5 separate regions of the Homo sapiens genome follow, and all the other regions are linked to region 3. A link is a loop called in an ENCODE intact Hi-C map of the cell type or tissue named here. Cell type or tissue: GM12878. All regions are shown on one strand.

Region 1 (5,000 bases), 250 kb before region 3:
CTGGGATTACAGGCGTGAGCCACCACGCCCGGCCTTGGCAGAGTAAATCTTACACTATCTTTTTTTCTAAAGATATAGCTTGGAATTATAATTTTTCTTAGAAAGTTTACTACAGATACTCAAGTGCTGTGAAGTACTTGAGAATTTAATTGGTAATGTATTGAATCTATAAATTAACTTGTGAAATATCTCTTTATCATATTGTCTTCCCAAAGAAGAACACGTGTGTTACTTCTTGTGTTTAGAGTTATTTCTGCTCTTACAGTTGCCGAATCCTTCTTTACAAGTCATAGATGTCTCTCATTAGATTAGTACCTAAATAGGTAATGTTTTCATTTTATTATTATTATTGAGACATGGTCTTGCTCTGTCACCCAGGCTGCAGTGCAGTGGTGCAATCTCAGCTTACTGCAACCTCCGCTTCCCCAGCTCAAGAGATCCTCCCACCTCAGCCTCCTGAGTAGCTGGGACCACAGGTGTATGCCACCATGCCTGGCTAATTTTTTGTATTTTTGGTAGAGATGAGGTTTCACCATGTTGCCCGGGCTGGTCTCAAACTCCTGAGCTCAAGTGATCCACCCGCCTCAGCCTCCGAAAGTATTGGGATCACAGGCATGAGCCACCATGCCCGGCCTAATGTTTTTATTATCTCCTACATTTCCAAAGCATAATGGGTCCAGAATTTGCTTTGACCATATCATGACCTAACATTTTATTTTTTACACAGCACCTTCCCAACCACTGTCTCATTTGAGACCACCCTGTGAGAAAAGTTAAGCTCCAGGCATGTGACTTCAGAGATAAAAACATGTAAAAAGTTAGCCCAAGGTCACTCAGCCAATGACTGCTGGAAATGAGTCTCAAGTCCCTAACCTAGAACCCTTTCCACTTTCTTTAATGGGTTGCACAAGAAAACATTGATTTGCAGTTCTCGAATAATCAGTGATGTTGAGCTTTTTTTCATATGTTTGTTGGCCACATATTGGTGATTGTTAAAAAGTAAAGAAACAACAGATGCTGGCGAGGCTGTGGAGAAATAGAAACACTTTTAAACTGTTGGTGGGACTGTGTAAATTCCCACCAACAGTTTAAAAGACTGTGGAAGACAGTGTGGTGATTCCTCAAAGACCTAGAACTAGAAATACCATTTGACCCAGCAATCCCATTGCTGGGTACATATCCAAAGGAATATAAATTATTCTATTATAAAGATACATGCATGCGTATTTCACTGCAGCCCTATTCACAATAGCAAAGACATGGAATCAACCCAAGTGCCTATCAATAAATAGACTGGGTAAAGAAAATGTGGTACATATACACCATGGAATACTATGCAGCCATGAAAAGGAACAAGATCACGTCCTTTGCAGGGACATGGATGGAGCTGGAAGCCGTTATCCTCAGCAAACTAACGCAGGAATAGAAAACCAAATACCGCATGTTCTCACTCATAAGTGGGAGTTGAACAATGAGAACACATGGACACAGGGAGGGGAGCAACACACACTGGTGCCTATCGGGGCTGGGGGGTGTGTATGGGGAGGGAAAGCATCAGGAAAAAATAGCTAATTCATGCTAGGCTTAATATCTAGGTGATGGGTTGATAGGTACAGAAACCACCTTGGCACATGTTTACCTATGTAACAAACCTGCACATCCTGCACTCACATTATGGAACTTAAAATAAAACAAAATTTTTTAAAAAAAGAAAACATTGAAATGTCAAGTTTTTTCTTTGTTATTATATTTTCTTACTATCAGTTCCTTCAGATCAATAAAAGTTCATAGTCACATGATACAGGAGAAAGCCCAAAATCCTGGCATAGGTTATTTATTACTCTTGTGCTAATGAACAAGGCTTAAACTTTCTGAGCTTTATTTTTCTTTTTTCTTTTTTTTGAGACGGAGTTTCACTCTTGTTGCCCAGGCTGGAGTGCAGTGGTGTGATCTTGGCTCACTGCAACCTCTACCTCCCGGGTTCAAGTGATTCTCCTGCCTTAGCCTTCCAAGTAGCTAGGATTACAGGCATGCGCCACACTCAGCTAATTTTGTATTTTTAGTAGGGATGGGGTTCCACTATGTTGGCCAGGCTGGTCTCGAACTCCTGACCTCAGGTGATCCACCCACCTTGGCCTCCCAAAGTGCTGGGATTACAGGCGTGAGCCACCACGCCAGGCCTGAGCTTTAGTTTTCTTATGTGCAAAACCAGAATACCACCTGTCATGTCTACTTTGCAAGGTTTCAAAGATAAAACGACATCAGGTATATGGAAATCCCCAAAAAACGTTACTGAGAAAAGTCGCCAAATTTCTCTTAGTCTTTTTTTTTCCTTTTTTTAATACAGACGGGGGTCTCACTATGTTACCCAAGCTGGCCTTGAATTCCTAGTGATCCTCCAGACTCAGTCTCCCAAGTAGCTGGAACTACAGATGCGCACCACCAGCTACTTAGTCTATTTTTTTTTTTTTTTTTGAGACGGAGTCTCGCTCTGTCGCTCAGGCTGGAGTGTGCGGTGGCACCATCTCGGCTCACTGCAAGCTCTGCCTCCCGGGTTCACGCCATTCTCCTGCCTCAGCCTCCTGAGTAGCTGGGACTACAGGCGCCTGCCACCACACCCGGCTAATTTTTTGTATTTTTAGTAGAGACCGGGTTTCACCGTGTTAGCCAGGATGGTCTCGATCTCCTGACCTCGTGATCCGCCCGCCTTGGCCTCCCAAAGTGCTGGGATTATAGGCATGAGCCTCCGCACCCAGCCTAGTCTATTTTTTAATGTAGAAAATGAGGAGTTATCTCTAAGGGTTCTTCCAACACAATTAGTCTATCAAGGCTGCTAATTACGGGAGCTATTTTCATTTAATTTAAAAATATAATATTCTTACTTGATAATTGCAATTTCCACCTCTTACTGAGGGTGGCAGTGCTGGTCTCTACAGAGATCAGGATTACTGGCGTTACAACCTTATTATTTGTTACATTTTACAAAACCCTTATTACCGTTCTTAAATATTTTGTGTGGTATGTGTATATTTTTTTAAGTATAAATGAAATGAAACTTTGTTTTGTATTAGAGTGTGGTACTATTCTTTTTTTTTTTTTTTTTTTTTTCCAGATACAGTCTCAAGGTGATGCCCAGGCTGGAGTGCAATGGCACGATCTCGGCTCACTGCAACCTCCGTCTTCTGGGTTCAAGCGATTCTCCTGCCTCAGCCTCCCGAGTAGCTGGGATTACAGGCACGCGCCATAATGCCTGGCTCATTTGTTTTGCATTTTTAGTAGAGATGGGGTTTCACCATGTTGGCCAGGCTGGTCTCTAACTCCTGACCTCAGGTTGTCCGCGTGTCTGGGCCTCCCAAAGTGCTGGGATTACAGGCGTGAGCCACGGTGCCTGGCCGACATGCCTTTTAAAAAAAAATAGGCTGGGCGCGGTGGCTCACTCCTGTAATCCCAGCACTTTGGGAGGCTGAGGCGTGGATCACGAGGTCAGGAGATCGAGACCATCCCGGCTAACATGGTGAAACCCTGTCTCTACTAAAAATGCAAAAAATTAGCCGGGCGTGGTGGCGGGCGCCTGTAGTCCCAGCTACTCAGGAGGCTGAGGCAGGAGAATGGCCTGAACCCTGGAGGCGGAGCTTGCAGTGAGCCGAGATCGCGCCACTGCACTCCAGCCTGGGCAACTGAGCGAGACTCCGTCTCAAAAAAAAAAAAAAAAAAAAAGGCATGTCATTGGGGTGGCAATGGTACTGAGGTTAGAATTTCAATCAGGTGATTTGTGCAACTCCAGTTCTTTGTATTTACTTGCTATGTTATGACATTTTTGTTGGTTACCATCACTGCATCCACATTAGTTCTTTAAGTAGGTTAGACGTCATCCTGAACCTCCCCACCTTGATTACCTATGTGAATGACAGTGTCGACCATTGAAAGCAGAGAAGAGTTCATAGGAAGGTATCGAGGCACTCTGATCTAACTACTAAACATTGGATTCTGCATACTTTATTAAGTAGAGTTTGCCTTTGGGTAAAAACTGTAAAGGTCATATCATTTTTCCTCTGGCTCCTAACTTTTCTCCTGCAGCCTCTGCTTGACCTTTTGCCCAGTTCTCTCCTATTAGGGGGAACCAGATCTGAGAGGCAGAATGTAGAGAAAAGGGCACTGCTTTGGCATTAGAAAACCTATGTTGTCATCTTTACTCTGCCACCCTGATTTTGATTTACTCCAACTTAATCATTTAAACTTTGAGCCTTGGTTTCCTCATTTATAAATTGGGGTCAATGATGGTTAATTGAAGGTTGCTGAAAGACATAAACAGGAAAGTATTTATATAATTTATACATTTAGATTATTCATTTATCGAGATTTAAGCATAATATTTAATGTATTGCTCCTTACAGCAGTTTGTAAGTAACTCCAGGGCCCTTGCATGTGCTGCTGGTTGTGCTGGAATGACTTCTGTCCTTTACCTTTAGGATTCTGACTCTAAAAGACTGGTTAGAGTTTCCTCCTTCGTGATTCCCATAGCACTTATGCTTCCTTCTGTTTGGTCTTTACCACATGTTACAATTCCTATTTACCTGTCTACATCTCCCTCTAGAGCAACTGGAGTCTTCAAGAGCAGAAACTAGCCTGGCATGGTGGCTCGTGCCTGTAATCTTAGCACTTCGAGAGGCCTAGGTGGAAGGATTGCTTGAGCCCAGGAGTTCGTGACCAGCCTGGGCAACATAGTAAGACCCCCGTCTCTACAAAAATACAAAAATTAGCTGGATCTGGTGGCTCATGCCTGTAGGCCCAGCTACACAAGGGGCTAAAGTGGAAGGATTGCTTGAGCCTAGGAGGTCTGCATTGAGCCGCGATCATGCCATTGCACTCCAGTCTGGGTGACAGAGTGAGAGCCTGTCTCCAAAAGCAAAAAACAAAAAAGAGCCAGAACATGCATCTTAATAGGTTTAGATAAAATACAGGATGTCCAATAGATATCTAATACAGAAGGAAGTTAGGGG
Region 2 (5,000 bases), 240 kb before region 3:
CTTTTTGTTTGGTTTCCTACCTAACTTCCTTCAGCTTCCCTTCCCTCAGACTCTGGTAAAAGGGCACTAGGTTTGATGTCAGGAGACTGAAATTCTGGTTCTGATTCTACCACAGGAGGCTGGCTAGTCTTAAGATGTATGTCACTTATGCGCTCTTGGCCTCAGAGGCCCCATTGTTATTAATACTTCCAACTCTGTCTCAATTATAGTAAGAAAAATGGAATCAGAGTGTCTATTGGTTGATTTTTACAATTATATAAAGGTTTTGGACAATAGCTGGGGCTTGAGGGAGTGAGAAAAGTCAAGCAAAAGGGGATTTGTCCCTCTGGGGATTAATTCCAGGACGACCCCACCCCCGCCGCCCTCACCACACACACTCACCCTCCCTACCCCGAGGATACAAAAATCCGAGAATGCTCAAATGCCTTATATAAAATGGCATAGTATTTGCATGTAACCTATGCACATCCTCCAGTAAATTTAAATCATCTTTAGATTAACTATAACACCTAATACAATGTAAATGCTATGAAAATAGTTGTTACATGGTATTGTTTTTATTTGTATTGTTTGTTATTGTTGTATTGACATTTTTTCAAATATTTTTGATCTGCGGTTGGCTGAATCCTTGGATAAGAGACCCTCACATATGGAAGGCTGACTGTAATTCTAAAAAAATAAGACAAAGTGGACTTATAAGAATTCACAGTAGGCCGGTCGCAGTGGCTCACGCCTGTAATCCCAGCACTTTGAGAGTCCAAGGCGGGCGGATCACGAGGTCAGGAGTTCGAGACCAGCCTGCCCAGCATGGTGAAACCCCATCTCTACTAAAAATACAACAAATTAGCCGGGCATGGTGGCGCGGGCCTGTAGTCCCAGCTACTTGGGAGGCTGACGCAGGGGAATTGCTTGAACCAGGCAGGTGGAGGTTGCAGTGAGCCAAGATTGCACCACTGCACTCCAGCCTGGGCGAAAGAGCAAGACTCCAACTCAAAAAAAAAAAAAAAAAAAAAAAAAAAGTTCACAGTAAATATTTAAGATAGGCTGAGCTCAACTCTTCCATCTAACACCTTTCCCCTTATCTTTACCTCATCTCTAACAGGGTGCTGAGATGTGACGCCTGAAAGGCCAATATTTTGGCTTTTCAGTTTTGTTTTGGTGAAAGGAATGAGGATGTGGAATACACATTGTTGTAGGAACCATAGGATCAACAAATTTAAGAATCCCCCATGTACATCTAGCCCAACTTATTCTGAAATGTCTGAATTCTGATCCCATTGTGCTGCCAAACAAATAATTTGCTGTCCTGTTGGAATCTGAGAGTCAAAAGTATGTGAAAGTTCAAACGTGGTCAGGGATTTTTTTTTTTTAATGGATCGATGTGGTAGGTTTGGTGGCTTTGTTTTTACTGCCTTCTAGAACCAAGAAAATCCTTTTCTATATCATTCACTCAACTAATGCCTTTCACTGTTTTTAGAGGCAAGTTGGCCTGGTTCCTTGCTTATATGCCTGTCTCCCTCTTTTCCTCTTCCAGGAAATTCAGAGATACTGACTCATCTTCACTCTTATATTAAAGCAAGCCAGTTTATCGATAGTTATTAAATCTAGTATGTCCATAAGCAGGCTTCATCTGGAACATTAGAATGTGAGGTCTAGACGGTGTTTAGGAAAATTTGCTTTCAGATCATGTGTGGTAAAACTATACAAACAGAGATGGACAAGTGACGTGGTGTAGAGCAAGGTAAGAAAGGAAAAAAAAAAAAAAGGAAAAGAAATGATGTTCCAGAACACAGAGATTTGGGAAAGGGATGGAAAGAAATGACAGTGGGTATAGCGGAGTGCTTTTAAAATTGATAGAGAGCATGGTGGGTTACAAAAGCAATTTAGTGATTTTCAATCAGCATTAAAAAAAAATGATATGCCATAGAATAAAAATACAGAATGCATACTGTGGAAGGACAAATATTGTTTTGGAAAGTTTTTCTATACATACATAAATGTATATTAGATGTATATAACATGTATTTACATGTGTAACAATTGTAACTACAAATGTGCTCCCCGCCCACACACACTGGAGCCTGGGTTTGTTTTGTAAACTGTTTCACAGTGTGGGTCTTGGTTCCAAGTTTGAAAGCCCTTAGAACACAGGATCCAGAAGGATCCGGGCAAGGTAAATTCAAGGTCAAGGGAGAGTCCCTTTTCTGTCCCCTGCCATCCAAAGCAGTTAATGGAGGGAGAGGAAATGGCGTGTGGGGGAGGGGACCGCAGAGTGAGGCCAAACGAGGAGCAAGGGCGCGTCAGGACGGAGTGGTGCCGGGCGCCTTCTGCCTGAATGGTCGATAGAGGAACTTGGGGAGGTTGATTTTGGGTGCTTTCCTTAAATGCTAAACCGAAAGAACTTCCGCGTTTCTTGTCCCTGAAAAGCTTGCAACGGTGAAGGATTCGCGTTGCTCCTTGAGGTGACCCTATATGGGGTCAATCCCAGCCAAAGGAATGATTACGATTACCAGGGGCCAGATGCAGGGAGGTGGGCGGGGCGTGGGAAACGCGGGAAGGCCGGGCCGGGTAGGTCCACACAGCGACTCACGTCGCTGCACGACTCTGCACAGCCCACTGGAGGGAACAAGCAGTTCTACACACTTTGAGACCCCTATGGAGGCGAGCCCCAGGACACTAGTGGAAGTGCGCTCTTTTCGCCGGCCAGGAGCGCTGCCTGCCAAAGGGCAGTACTCGTCTCCGCCCCATGCCATGCAGCTGGATGGCTCTGCTGTCCGCTCGCCGGGCCCCCACGTGACCTACTGCGCGGGCCGCCGCCTCCACCGCGCCCAGGCCCCGCCCCCGTGACGTCTCATCGCCCTCTGCCTGTCCGAGCGTTCGGCTCTTTTGCGTTTGCTGATTGGCCAGCCCAGGTGACAGCGCCCACCCCCACCCCCCCTGACACGCCCCTGGAGCCTTGGGGGTACGCGGTGGGGGGCGGGGCCTGGGCCGGAGGGGCGGGGTGAGAAGGCTGCGCGCGGGTAAAGGGGCCGCCTCGAGCGCGGTCCGAGCGTTCAGCGGACGCGCGCGGCCTCGATCTCTGGACTCGTCACCTGCCCCTCCCCCTCCCGCCGCCGTCACCCAGGAAACCGGCCGCAATCGCCGGCCGACCTGAAGCTGGTTTCATGGCAGCCTCAAAGAAGGCAGTTTTGGGGCCATTGGTGGGGGCGGTGGACCAGGGCACCAGTTCGACGCGCTTTTTGGTGAGCCCGGGGTGACATGTGAAGAGGCGCTGAGCCGGGGCGGGAGTCGGGGGACGGAGGGGGTGGCTGTTGTGTCCCCATCCCGCATCTCTCCGGCCCGGTGCCCCGGCCGCTGGGCAAGGAGGGAGGCCGGAACGGGACCTGCCACACTGGGGATGCCCCAGCCAGGCCTGGGGGACCTCGGCCTCTCATGACCCCCATGGCCGAGTTGAACAGTCGCAGTTTTGGTGGCGGAGCTGGGTCACCTACTAATGGGGTGACTCTTCCCCCAAAGGGAGCAGGGACTCTCCGAGCATCCGCGCAGAGCGGCCCGCTTGCAGTAGGGGACAGGTGGCCACATTGACGGCTACCGCGGTCTTCCCCAGGAACATTTGGCCTGCGAGACACAGGACGTCCTTGGATGGGGGGAAAGCTGTGTCACGGCTGTGGTAGCTAACACAGCGTCCTTTCCAGCAGTAGAACGAATAAAGTATTGGAGTGATGATGCGTTGTCATCCTCTCCCATAAAAATTGCAGAGGGTTGAATACTGGGGAGGGTGGCAGAACAAATTAGGAAACAGTCACACTACACTGGTTTTGCCATAATCTTTATTTAATTCCGAAGACTCGCAAATTTCAGTTCTGAGACTTTGCCCATTACAAACAAATGATTGTCCTTACTGTGCTTCACAGCATAATGCGACACGGAAATTCTGTTTCTCTTTTTATTTACCATGTGTGACAGCACAGTTTTACCACAAAAGATTGCTATTTAAGTGACTGCTGATTAATTTTTGTGCAATTAGTAAACTTGCTCTTAAAGTGACCTAGCACAGAGTTCAGTAAGATAATTTAAAAGTAATTGAGGCCGGGCGCGGTGGCTTACACGTGTAATCCCAACAGTTTGGGAGGCTGAGGCGGGTGGATTACCTAAGGTCAGGAGTTCGAGACCAGCCTGGCCAACCTGGCATAACAAAAATTAGCTGGGCGTGGTGGCGGGCGCCTGTAATCCTACTTACCCGGGAGGCTGAGGCAGGAGAATCACTTGGACCCGGGAGGCGGAGGTTGCAGTGAGCAGAGATCACACCACTGCACTCCAGCCTGGGCAATCCAGCCTAGCCAACAGAGCGAGACTCTGTCTCAAAAAAATAAAAATAAATAAAAAATAAATAAAAGTAATTGAAATGAATGCCTGCTGATAAAAGCCCATGCTTTCAATGGATATTTGACTAACTTGGCAAGTTGATGTAAATATTTAATGATTATTTAGCTCTTCACTTTACCGCAAATCATGTTTTCCTGTGTTATTTAGTATGTATATATCTGTACATATATACACATATGTGTATATTTATACATAGGCATTATACATACAATGTATATATTTTTTCAAAGTTCTGTCAGAGCTGGCACTTGACTAAAAACTGCATTTGTGCTTTGATCCTGACATATCTTTTTTTGTCTAAAGTGAGAAGCTTTCAGTCTAATTTTGGTTTGAATCTTATTTAATGACTTACCCTGGTTTGAGCTGCCAAGCATAGTTCCACTGTCTCTTGCACTGTTTATCTTTTGATCACCCAGGGCAGGTTTCACTTTGTCTTATATTCATAGAAATGTTTATAGAGTAATCCTGAATCATAAGAAAGTTTGCTTAACTGGATTTGATTAATACATAATATACACGATCATCATCTTCCCAACTTAAGAAAGACCATTAAGACATGTGCCAACTAACTGTGGGTTGATGTTTAAAGCCATATTCAAGAATTGCCCACACAA
Region 3 (5,000 bases):
CTGAAGGCCCCCAAACAATGTACTTCTTAAAAGATGAAGCAGCAAACCCCAAATTTCAAAACTTTTCTAGAACTTTCAGCCAGAGATAATTAACTAGGCAGCTAAACCTGACTAAGTGACTTGGTGGAGGATGACTACCAGACATTTAGTATCTTTTTCTCTTTTTTTCTGATTTCTGTGGCTGTTCCACTTCAACTCTATTCAGATGTGGAGCCCTTCTCTTGAGCAGGCTCTGCAGCACATAAGAAATGCAACAGCAAAGACCAGTGGGAGATAAAAGTGACCACTGGCAAGATGTTCCTGCTGTTTCATCAACACCTCAGATACTGCCTGGGAACCTGTTAAGGTCTTTCATTCCCTTGCCCCATAGCAGATTATGGTGGATCCCAGAAGAGCTGCCGTCTTTTCTGCAAATCATGAATAGGGTCCAAAACCTTTGTATCAAATTATTAAAGAGAAGAAAAACAGGGTCAGCTGTCAAGTACTCCACTTGCTGGAGAAGGCAGGGATGTGTATGTGTACCTCCAAGCTGATAAAGCAAATTCAAACCCCTATAGATAGTTGCCATGTAATAATGTAATTTGAAATACTATTCAGGACTAGAATAAACAAAATATTTGTTCTTTGAAGTATCTTGGGCATGCTGACACAAGAGGCAAAGTAACTGAAAATATCTGAATTTCAGATAGGTCACTACCAGCTATCAGGAATCTCTTTACAGATCAGCAGACTTCTAGCTCAAATGTTACCTCTGGCTAGAAAATGGACGCATCTGAAAAGAAAAAAAAACCTTGAGATTATCTGGAGCCAAGGACACTGAAAGCTTTCAAGATTACCAACAGAACTGAAAGGTTTCTTTGTAACACAAATTTCCATTTTCATAAAATTTGTATCAGTCAGCACAAAAACTTACGCAGAGTATGGTGAAAGAACACACACTCTAGAATCAGACCTACATGAGTTTGAGTTCTAGCTCTGCAATTTACCAGCTATATAATCTCCTCAGCGAAGTCGCCAAAGAATATTGGAGGTTAGTATTGTTCTGTGCAATCGGCATAACATTATCTTTAGCATAGGGTAGCTGTGAGGATCTCCAGTGCCTGAATATAATCGACGTTAGCTCTGTTTGCTCCAACAAACTGTACACAATGTGGTATCTATAACTGAGGGGAAGACTCCATCAAATAAACATATGGATGAAAATTCAGGGTGACTGAATGCAGATTATGTTCTTTCAGATGTGAAGATGAAAATCACATATTTAATATTTACCTTCACTGAAGTCTTTCCCTTGATTAAGCCAGTTGTAAGCAAGTGGGGGCGGGGGCTGTCCCTACGGTTGTAAAGATTCATATCACACACTGACTAAAAAGCATGTATATGTATGTGCCTGTATTCTTCCGGTGTTCATAAAACACACCATCACAAAACTTACCATGGGTGATGAGGCCCTTTATAATTTAACACTGTGCAAAATTAAACTCTCATCTCAAAAAACCCTTTCTTCTTCCACGTGTTCTTGTATACTACTGCAAATCATTACTAAAGCAAAGAAAAAAGTAAATTCTCTTATCCTTTCAAAATGAAAAAGTGCGCAAAGAAAGCTCAGTTTGCCAAACTGTTCCCTTTTCTCATTCATTCTTGTTCTTTTAGAAACCAGAAGTAAATATACTGTATGCCAAAATGACTGCCTGATTGACAAACGTCACTGAAGAAACACATCGAACTGACAAGCCCGGTCTGGACCAAAGGTGGCAAGTTTTCTTAAATAATTTAAATAAGTTACATTTCAGTAGAAACAGAAGGATTTACACTTTAACACATTAACAAACTTTGGATCTTTTTATGCAGCTTACTTTATGCCTCACCTGTCCCTCACCCTTCAAATCCTGCTTTTACGCACTTTATGAGCTGGCACACGGTAGTAAACTACAGAACTCCAACTGGGAATAACTCTAATCTGTTGTTGGACCTCAGAGGACTGCTTGTGCGATCTTTAAAGGAAAGCAGTGTTTTCTCCTTACTCAACACCTACCAACAGTCATCTGGAAACCTCCTCTCCAACAATTCTTACTATACTGCTACTAACCTTCACATCTCTCAACACCCTCAACGGCCCCCACGCTGGTGCTGCTAGTCCTCATCCTCAAACACCTTCCTGGGGGCTTAAAGCCGGTCCACAGAGGCTCACTCTCCGCAATGCCTAGGGTCCGGCGAGGAAGGGCATCGTCCCCTCCGTTTGGGGGACCAAGGCCAATCAAGTCGACACCCCACCCCAGCCACTCCCTCTCCCCTCGGCCTCTCGGGGCGTCTGGGGCGGGCGCGGACGCGCCAGGCCCTGCGCAAACCTCCGGCAGCCCCGCAGTTCCCGCTGTCAGCCGCAGTCCCGGGCCGGGGTGAGTCCCCGGGACGCCGCAGTTGCGCACACGCCCACCGTCTCAGGCACAGGGTCACTGGGACGATCCCGGGGGCGCCCCCGACGTCCCTGCTCGGGCAGGTGCCGGGCCTCCCCGCGGACACTCACCAGGCGGCTGCTGCTCTCTGGCCGCCGCCGCCGCCGCCTCGCCCTCACGCCCGTCGCCTACTCCCGCGGGGGGTCCGGGCCGGCGCCGCTTCCCCGCCCGAACCCCCAGGGTACGCGCCGTGCAGGGCCGGGATCCGGTGTGAGCCGCCGCCGCCGCCGCCGCCCCCTTTCCTCCCTCCTCCCTCAGTGCGTCCCTCCCACCGAGGCCCGCCTCGTATTTCCTAGATCCGGTCTGAGCGAGAGCTTGGCAAGCAAGCTCTGGCTTCAGGGCTTCCGTCGGGCGCCGTCGCTCGCCAGGCACAAAGATGGCGCCGCCGGGTACTGCCCAGGGCGATCTCGCGAGGCTTCCCCCACAGGAACAGGAGGGCGGGGGCCCAAAGGAAAGGTGATAAGTTAGGGAAGCCTGAGCAAACGCTTCCCATATCGGAAATGGGCAGTACCAGTTACCGAAGAAGTTACTGCGCCTGCGTGCGCGGGTAATGACGCATGCCCGGAACGGCCCCTAAAGTAGGACCTAGTTCTCCAGGTTTTACCTGTTTCCACTAGTGGCGCGGGGCGGGGTAATGAAACCCAGTCAAGAAACCCAGTAAAGGGCTTGGCAGGACCAGGCACCAAGTGAGAGGCGTCCCTTAAGGCTTGGTCATCCCTCAGGAGCCCGAATGGCCAACACACTTTTTGCGTCCCCGGGAGTCTTCTAACCCTTTGCTTGTCCTTATGGGTTTTGTCACCGAGTATTCTGTGCAAAGCCTCAGCTGCACCTTCTTCATCCTGTTATGGGTTCACATTATTAATCAAGAGCTTCTTGCTGTGTGCTTGCAGATGGCCTCACAGTTGGCAGCCACAGTCCTCCTGTTTCCCACATCACCATCTAACTTTCTCTTTCATTTTTAGTGCTACATGAGCCATCTGATACTAATAATTCTTTTTCCTATTTTATTTTTTCTTGCTCATTCATTCAAACGTGTGTTGTTCAGTTTCCTATGTGCCAGCTACTGAGGAAATGCTGTGATCTCAGGGAGCTATTGGTCTGGGATGGAGATGAATGAGAAAAAACAATGACGACACTTTAGCACAGTAAGTTCTATGATAGAAATGAGTACAGAGAGGAGTGACAGATATGGGGGGAGGATATAAAATACATCAAAGAGGAAATTCCTTTTTTTTTTTTTGAGACCGAGTCTCACTCTGTTGCCTAGGCTGGAGTGCAGTGGTGTGATCTCGGCTCACTCCAACCTCAGCCTCCCAGGTTCAAGTGATTCTCGTGCCTCAGCCTCCCGAGTAGCTGCGACTACAGGTGTGTGCCACCATGCCCGGCTGATTAGTTTTGGTAGAGACAGGGTTTCTCCTGTTGACCAGGCTGGTCTTGAACTCCTGACCTCAGGTGATCTGCCCGCCTCGGCCTCCCAAAGTGCTGGGATTACAGGTGGTGAGCCACCGCGCCCAGCCAAAGAGAAAATTCTTGAGCGGTGTCTGACAGGCATAGGATTTAGTCCAGTGAATCACTCAGGGCGATAGCAGGAAACAAACCACCCCAATTATTTCAACCAAGAGAATTTAATATCAAGAATTGATTATTAGGCAACTGATAAGGTCAGAGAGAACTCTTAATGTATCGCAGAGGTAGCAACTGCAGGAAGCAGCTACTATGCCTAGAGCTAGGAGGAGGAAGGGAAGAGGTTGGGATTATTACAATTTAGACGTTTAGAGGAATTGCCTTGTGGAGGTAAAACTCAGACCTCTGAGAAAGGAGCAGCATCTGCTGGTGCTCGTGTCTTTGAGTGGGGCTCAAGACGTTGTCTCTGCAAGTGTGGGGAAACTGCAAAGGATCCAACTGCTGCTATGGGAAGGAAGTTCTCCTGTCCCTCTGGGAGCTTCCAATCTCCCTCTAGCCTGGGGATGAGAATGTGACACCTGGACTGGAGCTGAACTTGACCCACATCCTGAAGTAGAGCAGCTCCAGTGTCAAGAGCCACTCATTTTGGAAGCTGGATGTGGTCAGAAAGGGGGTCATTCACTCCTATCACACACCCCACATACTGGGGCCCATCGTGCTGAAACATTTGTAGAAAACCTGCTTCAAGTTCAGGTTTCGGACCAAGCAGAGCAGCCCCAGCCAACTCACAAACCCATGAGTGAGAAATAAATGCTTATTGTAGCATGGCACTGAGACTTTTCCTTATTACGTGGCAAAAGTGGACTAATACGGCAGCTCTGTTCCACAAAGTGAGCCACGGTTTAGTCTCCCTATGTCTTCTTGCTCCACCATTCCTAGACTGTCGTCCTAGTCTACATGGTCCAGAATGGCTCAGCACGACATCACATTTCAGTCATCAAGGGTGTGAAAGCCTACCCATTTCCTTTAAGGGCATGACCCAGAAGTTGTTACCATCAACTTATGTTCACAACCCACTGGCCAGAACTTAATCACGTTATTGCATCTACCTGCAAGGGAGACTGTGAAATGTGGTCTTATTCT
Region 4 (5,000 bases), 310 kb before region 3:
AATTACCAGATCAAAGCTATTGCCAAATTTCCTTTCAAGTAGCTTGGATCAATTTATTCTCTCACCAGCAATGTTTGAGATTGTTTTCATTGACATTCCTTAGCACATTATTTTTTTTTAATTTTCCAATCAAATGAGCTAATTTATGTTTGTCTCAAATTAGAGAGTCTTGTTAAAATCATATGTAGGTCATGTGTTATTTTTTAATGCCTGCAAAACTCAAAATCCTGTATTTCATCTCTTTACCTCTATATTATATTACCCTATAATATAAATTCTAAATCCCATAATTCCATTGTAAACTTTTTAAGACTTTCTTGGTGTGGGGGACTTGCAGGTAAATTGCTGAAAAGTGATCACTGAAAAACTTGAATATTGTTTTGTTCATGATTTAATTATGATAATGTAACCAAATCTGTATTACATGTTCCAGTTTTTTTTCAGTGAATGATGCTAGACCTTTACCTAAACAAAAAGCTTCTTTAGGAAGGACCTCCCTGTATAAAATAGCATCTGCAGTTTCCTTACTCTTATCTTTAAAAATACCTGTTCCTTAGAGCTGGAAATAATCACTTAATCACATACCTTAGATTATATCCCTATTATTTCAGCTTGTATTGAATTTATTGATGAATGCTCTAAAATATTGCTCATTAATATTTCAATTTCTGTTACAAATCATATAATTTGGGATTATCTATTCTTGTATCAAATATGAAGTGATTCTTAACAAATTAATTTCTGAAAGTATAACTTTATGGCTAAGATAATACAATCATAAATCAAAAGCCCTCTCTTCTTCATATTAATATTACCAAGTAAATAAATAATTTTTTGTTTGGTTCTGCTTAGATTCTTATGACCAAAGTTAATGGCTACTTCCAAGGACGATCTGATGTGTGAATTTTCTTAGTTCAGAAAATGTAAACTTTGGTGCAGAAATATTAGTAAATATATTTTATCATAGTTTGGATTTTTCTTTATACTCCTTCTTGATATAAATTGAAAAATTAAACCTTTTGGATCATTTTTTGAATCACTTTCAATGTATTTTGATGCAAAATGAGAGGACTAAAAAAATAAGAAACCTATCATAATAGTATTGTACTGATATAAATTTCTTTGGTGTTATAATTGTTAATCATTGTTAATCATGTTAATTATGCCAATTTCATTAACATTTACTTAATTGTAGGCATGTCAACTACAAATGCAATGCAAGATTCTTGATTGGATCCTGGATTTAAAACATAAAAAGATTCTAAAGGACATGTGGATAATTAGGAAAATTTGAATGTGTATCACATCTTAGATAATAGTATTGTGTTGATGTTATGTTTCCGTGGTGTTGTAATGTGTTATAGAAGACTGCCTTTATTTTTAGGAGATACATGCTCAAGAATTTAGGGGTGACATGTGTCCTAAAGTCAGCAACATACTTTCAAACCATTCAGGGAAAAAACTGTGCATATGTGCATGCGTGTGTGTGAATATATATATACACATATAGAGAGAGAGAAAAGGACAGGCAGAGACAGAGAAAGACAAAGCGAGAGAGAAAGTAAATGTGGCAAAAAGATACCACTGATTAATACACATGATGAAAATATGGGTGTTCGTTGTACTATTCTTTCAATTTTTATATAGATTTGAAACATTTCTAAATAAAAATTGGGAGGGGGAAAAAACCATATTTAGTTAATGAAGGCATATTTACATTGTATAATGTTTATTAAGAGCCTAGAGGGACAATATCTTATATATCTAAAATAATCACTACATATGAGATGAGAAATGTCTCAGTGACTTGATATAAATACTTCAAACATCATTTTGCTCTGAGATAATAGAATTAGTGTACTACCTTTGAATATCTCCAAAATTCCACTTATGATATGGATGTTTGACACAGACTTCAAATACTCTTCAATCCTCCAGAAGCTTCTCAAGCTCAGAAACAATCTTCTTCTCACACTGACCTATGCAAGAAATGTTATAAAATATCAATATAAATATTCTGTCCAAACCAGGTCTATATTTAAGCACAGATTCATATGCGCAAGACAAAGAATGTTTGAGCGAGTCTAAAGATAATTCAAACAAAACTCCACTCGTACATGCGCTATCTTTAATACCAAAAGGGAAGCTTTCCCCAAATCACCCAGATGAAAGTCGAAAAGCATCCTCACTATAGATCGCATTCATTTTGAATACATCCTGCCACACAGAAAAACACTATCACAAGCTTGCTGAACTGAATAATTGAGAGTCAAATCCAATTGGAAAGGACTGTGATTGTTTTCGTCTCTAAAACTGCATCACCGTAACTGAATTCAAGAGCTGTGTTGTCCCTGCAAAACCCTGCTTAGGTTTTTAGGCCTTCTTTTAAAAATGCAGAAGCTAAACCAGTGTGGCAATTAGTGAAAGAGGACTGCAAAAATAACACAATAAATATTTGCTCAGATCAGTCAAAAATTGTAGGTAAAAATATAAGTGTTTTAGAAATGCTTAGAATGTGGACACGAGGAGGTAAGGAAAGGAAGTATTGGGCTTAATTTCTCTTTATTTTTCAACTCCACTGAATGCTTGTTTAAACTCCCACTTGTCTCTGATATGGTAAGCTAGAAAAGCATTTTAGATGTCATAAGAATGGATCAGCGCTCTCGTGATAAAGGGCTAAGAAAGCGTGAGAAGACAGATGACAAAAAATAATAGCGGAGTTCTAGGGTCCTTTGCTTTCTTTTTCTTACCTTCACTAACCAATCTGCTCATCTGATCCGGCAGAAACACAGCAACTGACCAAACAGAGAGATGAACAAGCCAGCCAATGCTCTTTCCAGAAATTTTCACAAGCCTTTCACTGATGAGACCAGTAGACTGAGCTGCTCAGTGCAAAGCCATTCTTTTTATAATTGGTCCCATGGAAAAAGAGTTGTTTTTGTTCAAGTCCGATTTGTGCTAAAGAGGCAGTGGGAAGTCCCGGGAGGTGGGGAGGCAGTAACTGACAAAGCCACATCAAGCCACAGAATGGTGTTTCTTCCCCTTTTTCGAAAAATGAAACCTATCTACGAAACTGTCTCTTATTAAAATAGTTTATGGTTACACATTTTGTAAGAACCCTAGCAACAGAATTAAATTTCCTTTCTAGAAAAGTACATTATCTGGGATCCTTCACCCAAAAGAAAGCCAAAGTCACATATGACTTTAGGAAATTCTGTTTCGTTACTAATCTATAATTTTTAAGAAGTATTATTTCTCAATGGTACTTATAATTTTTAAAAATGTAAATGAAAAAAATTTTCTCGGCCGGGCGCAGTGGCTCACGCCTGTAATCCCAGCACTTTGGGAGGCCGAGGCAGGTGGATCAGGAGGTCAGGAAATCGAGACCATCCTGGCAAACACGGCGAAACCTCGTCTCTCCTAAAAATACAAAAAATTAGCCGGGCGCGGTGGCGGGCGCCTGTGGTCCCAGCTACTCGGGAGGCTGAGGCAGGAGAATGGCGTGAACCCGGGAAGTGGAGCTTGCAGTGAGCCGAGATCGCGCCACTGCACTCCAGCCTGGGCGACAGGGCGAGACTCCGTCTCAAAAGAAAAAAAAAAGAAAAAAGTTTTCCCTCTCCAAATACCGAAGGTCAAAACAATAATACATGGTGTGGGCAAAGTTGTGAAGAAACAAGCACTCTCAAACACTACTGATGAGATTGTAAACATATTTAGAGGGCAATTTCCCAGTATCTCTCAAATACAAATATTCATACCCTTTGACCCAACAATTGTATTTTTTATAAATTTGTCCAAGCTATATGTTTACACTTGTACACAAAGACTTATGTGAAAAGATATTTGTTGCAGCATTGCTTGAGAAAATAAATGACTAGAAAAAATTATATCCATAAATAAGATATTGGCCAAGTAAATGAGAACGTATGCATACTTAAAATCCTATGTAGGTTGTGTGCGGTGGCTCACGCCTGTAATCCTAGCACTTTGGGAGGCCGAGGCAGGTGGATCACTTGAGGTCAGAAGTTTGAGACCAGCCTGGCCAACATGGTGAAACCTTGTCTCTACTAAAAATACAAAACTTAGCCACGCGTGGTGGTGGGCACCTGTAATCCCAGCTACTCGGAGGCTGAGGCATGAGAATCCCTTGAACCCGAGAGGTGGAGGTCACAGTGAGCTGAGATTGTGCCACTGCACTCCAGCCAGGGTGACAGAGCGAGACTCCATCTCAAAAAAAAAAAAAAAGAAAAAAAAAGATCTCTAACATATATTGTTTAGCAAGAACTCATTTTCCAGTTTGTATTTTTAAGGAATATATGTATATACATGCTTATGTAATAGAATATTTCTTTTTAAAATTTTGTATTTTAATTTTTGTAGGTATACAGTAGGTGTATATATTTATGGGGTACATAAGATGTTTCGATACATGCATATGATGCATAATAATTACATCATGAAAAATGGGGTATCCATCCCCTCAAACATTTATCTTTTGTGTTACAAAAAATCTAATTATACTATTTTAGTTATACTAAAATGTAAAATTAAGTTATTATTCACTACAGTATCCCTGTTGTGCTATTAAATACTTTGTCTTATTCATTCTTTCTAACTAGTTTTTGCACCCATTAACCATCCCTACCTGCCCCACCAGCCCTCCACTACCCTTCCCAGCCTCTGGTAACCATGCTTCTACTCTCTATGTGCATGAGTTCAATTGTTTTGATTTTTAGATATCACAAATAAGTGAGAACATGTGATGTTTGACTTTCTGTTTCTGGCTTATTTCACTTAACATAATGACCTCTGGTTCCATCCATGTCGTTGCAAATGACAGGATCTTATTCTTTTTTGTGGCCGAATAGTACTCTATTGTGTATATGTATCACATTTTCTTTATCCATTTATCTGTTGATGGACACTGAAGTTGCTTCCAAATCTTAGCTATGGTGAACAGTGCTGCCACAAACATAGGAGTGCAGATATCTCTTCAATGT
Region 5 (5,000 bases), 150 kb before region 3:
ATTTTAAGTTACGCAGAAGACCTGTTTTATTGTATTCCGGGTTCTAATTCATTACAGTCCAAAGAAAGTACTAAATAATAAAATGGAATGACATTTGTTTCCTTTATAATATGTGTTTAAAATACCACAAAAACGTGGTTAAAACGGTAGGGTGATGAGGTGATTAAAACCTGCTATTGAAGGAAAACTTGACTCTAAAATGGAACAATTCTCTAATTTCACCTATGCTGGGTTTTTCCCCCATTATGGTTTGATACTTTAATTCTCCTTGCCCACACTCAGGGAGACGTTACTGCTAGTTAGTTGCATTATCTAATCGATTTTAAAGGAAGAGACATAACTAATGAATAAAACTAAGTTATTAGGATTCTTCCGTGACTTTTCAATGTTTTCTATGTCTCCATCCCACAGGTTCAGTTAATTCTCTAACTCTATATGTTAAATAGATGTGTATCCTGCAAGGATATACACTCACCCCCAACACAGACACACACACACAGAGAGACAGTACATTTTTTTTCCTTTTGAGACGTAGTCTCACTCTGTCGCCCAGGCTGGAGTGCAGTGTCGCGATCTCAGCTCACTGCACTCCACCTCCCGGGTTCAAACGATTCTCCTGCCTCAGCCTCCGGAGTAGCTGGGACTACAGGTGCACGCAGCCATGCCTGGTATTTTTGTAGTTTTAGTAGAGACGGGGTTTCACTATCTTGGCCAGGCTTGTCTCGACCTCCTGACTTCGTGATCCATCCGCCCCAGCCTCCCAAAATGCTGGGATTACAGGTATGAGCTACTGTGTCCGGCCAGAGTACATATTTTTGTTCAGGATAATCAGAAATGAGTATAAGAGAGATTCTTAATGTTTTCTATTAAGCAGGCTCATTTAGAATAAACAAAACCAGAGCTATTATCTTCTATGGATTAAGACTGGAATAATAAAAATTATTGGAAGGAGATTTTTTGTCAGGTCTCCCATATATACAGGTGTTCATCAGAGACACCATGTTCCCCTTCTCTCCCTCTCAGAGAGAGACACCCATGGATGGCAGGCGTGGGCAGGGCCGTGCCTGTCGTACACAGGGCTTTGTATATGCTGAAGCCTGCAGCTGTTTATTATTGACTCCTAATTAGCTCCAACAACTGTGTTTGGCTAATTGAATTGCACTCCCTGCTAGCCACCTGAGCCTTCCCAAAAGAAGATTGCCCTTCAAAACTAAGGAAAGAAAATATTCACACCATTATCCAGCCCCAGATTCTTGGCTTGAGCCAAGCACCTATGTAGCTCAAGCCAAGGATTTCTGTGCCCAGCTCGAAGAACTGGTGAAGCTACAAGTGTTAACATAGGTGTCTTACATTTAGATCATAGTGGACAGGACTTCAATGGTTGTGTTTTTTTATTATTATTATTATTAGGTTGTATTTTAGACACCATAATGCCAATTTTAAGTGATTTTAATGTGGAGAGATGCTGAACCATTTCTGCTGAAATGTCTCAGATATCCAATCAACATTTATTAAGGAATTGTACCATACAAGATTCCCCTATTTTTCAACCAGAGAATCAGAAGCTTAGGGAAAAAAAAAATTCCCTTGTTTTCCAACTCCATCACTTGTAGTCTAAACTATTTTAAGTTTTATTTATTTTCTTGAGATGGGGTGTTGCTCTGTTGCCCAGCCTAGAGTGTAGTGGCACAATCACGGTTCACTGCAGTCTCGACCTCCCAGACTCAAGCCATCCTCCAGGATTAGCCTCCTCAGTAGCTGGGACCACAGGCACGTGCCACCACACCCAGCTAATTTTTAAAAAAAATTTTGTGGAGATCGGGGAGGGCTCACGATATTGCCAAGGCTGGCCTTGTACTCCTGGGCTCAAGAGATCCTCCCACCTCGGCCTCCCAAAATGCTGGGACTACAGGTGTGAGCCACCACACTCAGCCTAAACTCTTTTATCAGCTTGCTAAAGGCCATGTAAATAGAATAGGCTCTAGTGACCCAGTTATCTTTTGAAAAGCTGGTCTCCTGTAAGAAACAAATTCGGCCGCTAGGTGACGCTACTTTCCACAGTCGGGCTTCTCTGTCTTAGACATTTCTTCCTATCAGCAGAAGTTGCTACTGTACTGGTTTTTGGTAATCATAGTAAAGTGAAAGCATTGTAGTGACTGTGGGAGATGTACAGAATGCTTTCATGATAAGATCGTAAAAACCAGAGGCTTAACTGAATCCAACAATCTGTTTACGCTCTTGCATCTTTGATTTTCCTTAGACTTTTAGCTCATCATAAAAGTCAGGTTTATAGACATTTCTCTATAATTTAACACTTAATACTTCAAATATCTCTGCTAATTACACATATACTCTGCTAAATTTATTCAATCATAAATATATTCTTAGTTATAGCCTATTCTATTAAAAAAGCGTTTTTTTAAAAAAAAAACTTCTGTTTATACTTGAGTCTTGGAATGACATACTAGAATCAACCAATTCCAAGGCAAAATTCTTCCTCCATTATTTTCTCAATATGAACCAAATTTTTTTTACTCTTATTTTTTTGCTTTTGCCTTTCACCGAATGATTCTAGAAAGGTATACAGAAAAAAAATCTTTTTATATAACAATCTATAAACATGACCAAATCAAGACAAAATCGTGTTAAATTGTCCCTTATGTTGATAGCATCATTATCATGTCAATACCAGGCAAATCTTTAACTCTATTATCATTGTCATTAGCTTTTTACATGTTGAGATTTACAAAGTTATTAAGAAAGTATTCTTTATTACTACAATCCATCAGCATTTTGATCATACGTTGTAAGTGCCATAGCATCCAAGTATAATAAAACTGCCAGGCACAGTGGCTCACACTTGTAAACTCAGCACTTTGGAGGCCAAGGTGGGAGGATCACTTGAGGCCAGGAGTTTGAGACCAGCCTGGACAACACAGTGAGACCTCATCTCTACACAAAAATAATTTTAAAAAGAAAAATTGGCCAGGCATGGTGGTACATGCCGGTGGTCCTAGCCGACATTCCACATACAGTTTTAAGACACAAAGTATATACTTCTAAAAAAACCCACAATAGATTCCTATCAACAATAATAAGCTACATACAGGATTAAATTTATTTAATCATATAATCTATAAGCCAGTAATTTTTTTTTTTTTTTTTGACAGGGTCTTATTCTGTCACCCAGGCTGGAGAGCAGTGGCGTGATCATGGCTCACTGCAGCCTCTACCTTCCTGGGCTCAGGTGATCCTCCTAGCTCCCGAGTACGAGTACCTGGGACTCATACTTGCACCTGCACCCAGCTAATTTTTGTATTTTTTGTAGAGACAGGGTTTTGCCATGTTTCCCAAGCTGGTCTCAAACTCCTGGGCTCAAGAGACCCACCCACCTTGGCCTACCAAAGTGTTGGGATTACAGGCGTGATCCACCATCCCCGGCCTAAACCAACAATTTTAACACCATAATCCCGTGGGCATCTTTTGGATAAGGTTTATTTCAAATGGAATTGTTTTATTTAAAATAAGAAATTTTAAAAAATTTAATATGTTACTCTAAAAAAACAAACTATTTTGGAACTGAGTAATCCAAATCTAAAAGAAGTAAAGGCATTTTGCTTTGCATTGTACTATTAGTGAAAAATTTAGTTGTAGATTTATAGATGCTATAATTACACAACAATGAAAGTACAGGCAAGGAAAGTAGGCAAATAAATTGTCTTGCTCACAAAACTATTTTTGGAGCTAACTCTCTTATAGAAAATCATCAAAAAGGGTTTTATCCAAAATGTTTCAGTAGGATGTTAACTTGAAATAAAGTGAATGGCCTTAGGGTTATGCTATTCCTTCTTCTCCTCTCAGGTTTCTAGGTTAAGAAATAATGAATTTTGTTTCTAAATGTTGCTTTAGCAGAGCTAATTGTAGCCCCTTGGGTGAAGGGATTGGAGAAAGGAAAATTCAGTTTTTTTACCCTGCTTCAGTAATCAGTTGACTTTGGTATACCCAAGTGGACTTGGCCATTTTAACTGTGTATGCTTAAAGATTTTTCTGAAGTCAAAAGGAAAAAAAATACAATTCTGCCATCAAATATTTGATGACTACAGCAAAATATATTTACATTGTTAACACATTTTTCATAAATATCTTCTCCTCAAAATAACAAATAACAAGAATTATAGTAATGTTTTAGGCATTAAAATTTCAGTTTAAGGTATTTGTGGGGTTTTTTTTTTTTTTTTTTTTGAGACGGAGTCTCGCTCTGCTGCCCAGGCTGGAGTGCAGTGGTGCAATCTCGGCTCACTGCAAGCTCCGCCTCCCGGGTTCATGCCATTCTCCTGCCTCAGCCTCCCGAGTAGCTGGGACTACAGGCACCCGCCACCATGCCTGGCTACTTTTTTTGTATTTTTAGTAGAGACAGGGTTTCACCGTGTTAGCCAGGATGGTATCAATTTCCTGACCTCGTGATCTGCCCGCCTCAGCCTCCCAAACTGCTGGGATTACAGGCGTGAGCCACCACACCCAGCCGGTATTTGTGGTTTTTAATAAATAGTGAGCTGGGTGTATCAGTTATCTATTGCTATGTAAGAGACCACCTCACAACTTAGTGGCTTGAAACAACAACCATTTTATTGGTCACTATTCTGTAGAGCATCGATTTGATCTGTTCTACTGAGGGCAGTTCTGTTGGTCTTGCTTAGATTATTCCTGGACAAGTAATCCAAGTCAAATGGCACATTGGTTGGAGGCTGGATGGCCTTGGTTGACCTCACTCATACATCTGGGAGTCAGCTGGGGCTATCAGCCAGAACCCCTCAGTTTTCCACATTGATTATCCAGCAGGATAGCTCAGACATCTTCCCATGGTGGCTGGATTCCAAGAGGGCAAGAGTGGAAGTTGTAAGGCCTCGTGAGGCCTTGGCTTGGAAAGTCCCGCAATGTCACTTCCGCTGCTTTTTTTTTTTTTGAGACAGGGTCTCACTCTGTCACCCAGGATAGATGCA

The links. Peaks named below come from ENCODE experiments on the same cell type or tissue, not always from the same donor. Only the 100,000 strongest peaks of a DNase experiment are listed, where the experiment ranks them.
Region 1: it touches region 3 in a loop (4-fold over the local background); 2 of 110 quality-filtered maps call a loop at or near these places.
Region 2: it touches region 3 in a loop (4-fold over the local background); 19 of 110 quality-filtered maps call a loop at or near these places.
Region 4: it touches region 3 in a loop (3-fold over the local background); 8 of 110 quality-filtered maps call a loop at or near these places.
Region 5: it touches region 3 in a loop (4-fold over the local background); 9 of 110 quality-filtered maps call a loop at or near these places.

What each region holds. Positions count from the first base shown.
Region 1 is chrX:30,632,910-30,637,909 of GRCh38, forward strand. No RefSeq gene overlaps it. Among named protein-coding and RNA genes, the nearest start is that of GK, 18 kb to the right of the region's middle. In GM12878, a CTCF peak has its summit at 2,929; no DNase peak of the experiment used is centred here.
Region 2 is chrX:30,650,374-30,655,373 of GRCh38, forward strand. GK (glycerol kinase) reads left to right here and starts at 3,050. Exons shown (of 21, transcript NM_001205019.2): 1 at 3,050-3,242. The coding sequence starts at 3,165. RefSeq lists a silencer at 2,720-3,139. In GM12878, no CTCF peak of the experiment used is centred here; DNase peaks (open chromatin) are centred at 2,398 and 2,838; H3K4me3 peaks cover 1,805 bases; H3K27ac peaks cover 1,841 bases.
Region 3 is chrX:30,886,590-30,891,589 of GRCh38, forward strand. TAB3 (TGF-beta activated kinase 1 (MAP3K7) binding protein 3) reads right to left here and starts at 2,665. Exons shown (of 11, transcript NM_152787.5): 1 at 2,525-2,665. RefSeq lists a silencer at 2,321-2,710 and an enhancer at 2,871-3,040. In GM12878, no CTCF peak of the experiment used is centred here; a DNase peak (open chromatin) is centred at 2,912; H3K4me3 peaks cover 2,644 bases; H3K27ac peaks cover 2,017 bases.
Region 4 is chrX:30,574,888-30,579,887 of GRCh38, forward strand. It overlaps TASL (TLR adaptor interacting with endolysosomal SLC15A4), which reads right to left and starts at 2,879. Exons shown (of 3, transcript NM_025159.3): 1 at 2,751-2,879; 2 at 1,865-1,979. RefSeq lists an enhancer at 2,901-3,110. In GM12878, no CTCF peak of the experiment used is centred here; a DNase peak (open chromatin) is centred at 2,894; H3K4me3 peaks cover 3,275 bases; H3K27ac peaks cover 4,275 bases.
Region 5 is chrX:30,733,924-30,738,923 of GRCh38, forward strand. No RefSeq gene overlaps it. Among named protein-coding and RNA genes, the nearest start is that of GK-AS1, 18 kb to the left of the region's middle. In GM12878, a CTCF peak has its summit at 2,043 (motif pointing right); a DNase peak (open chromatin) is centred at 2,088.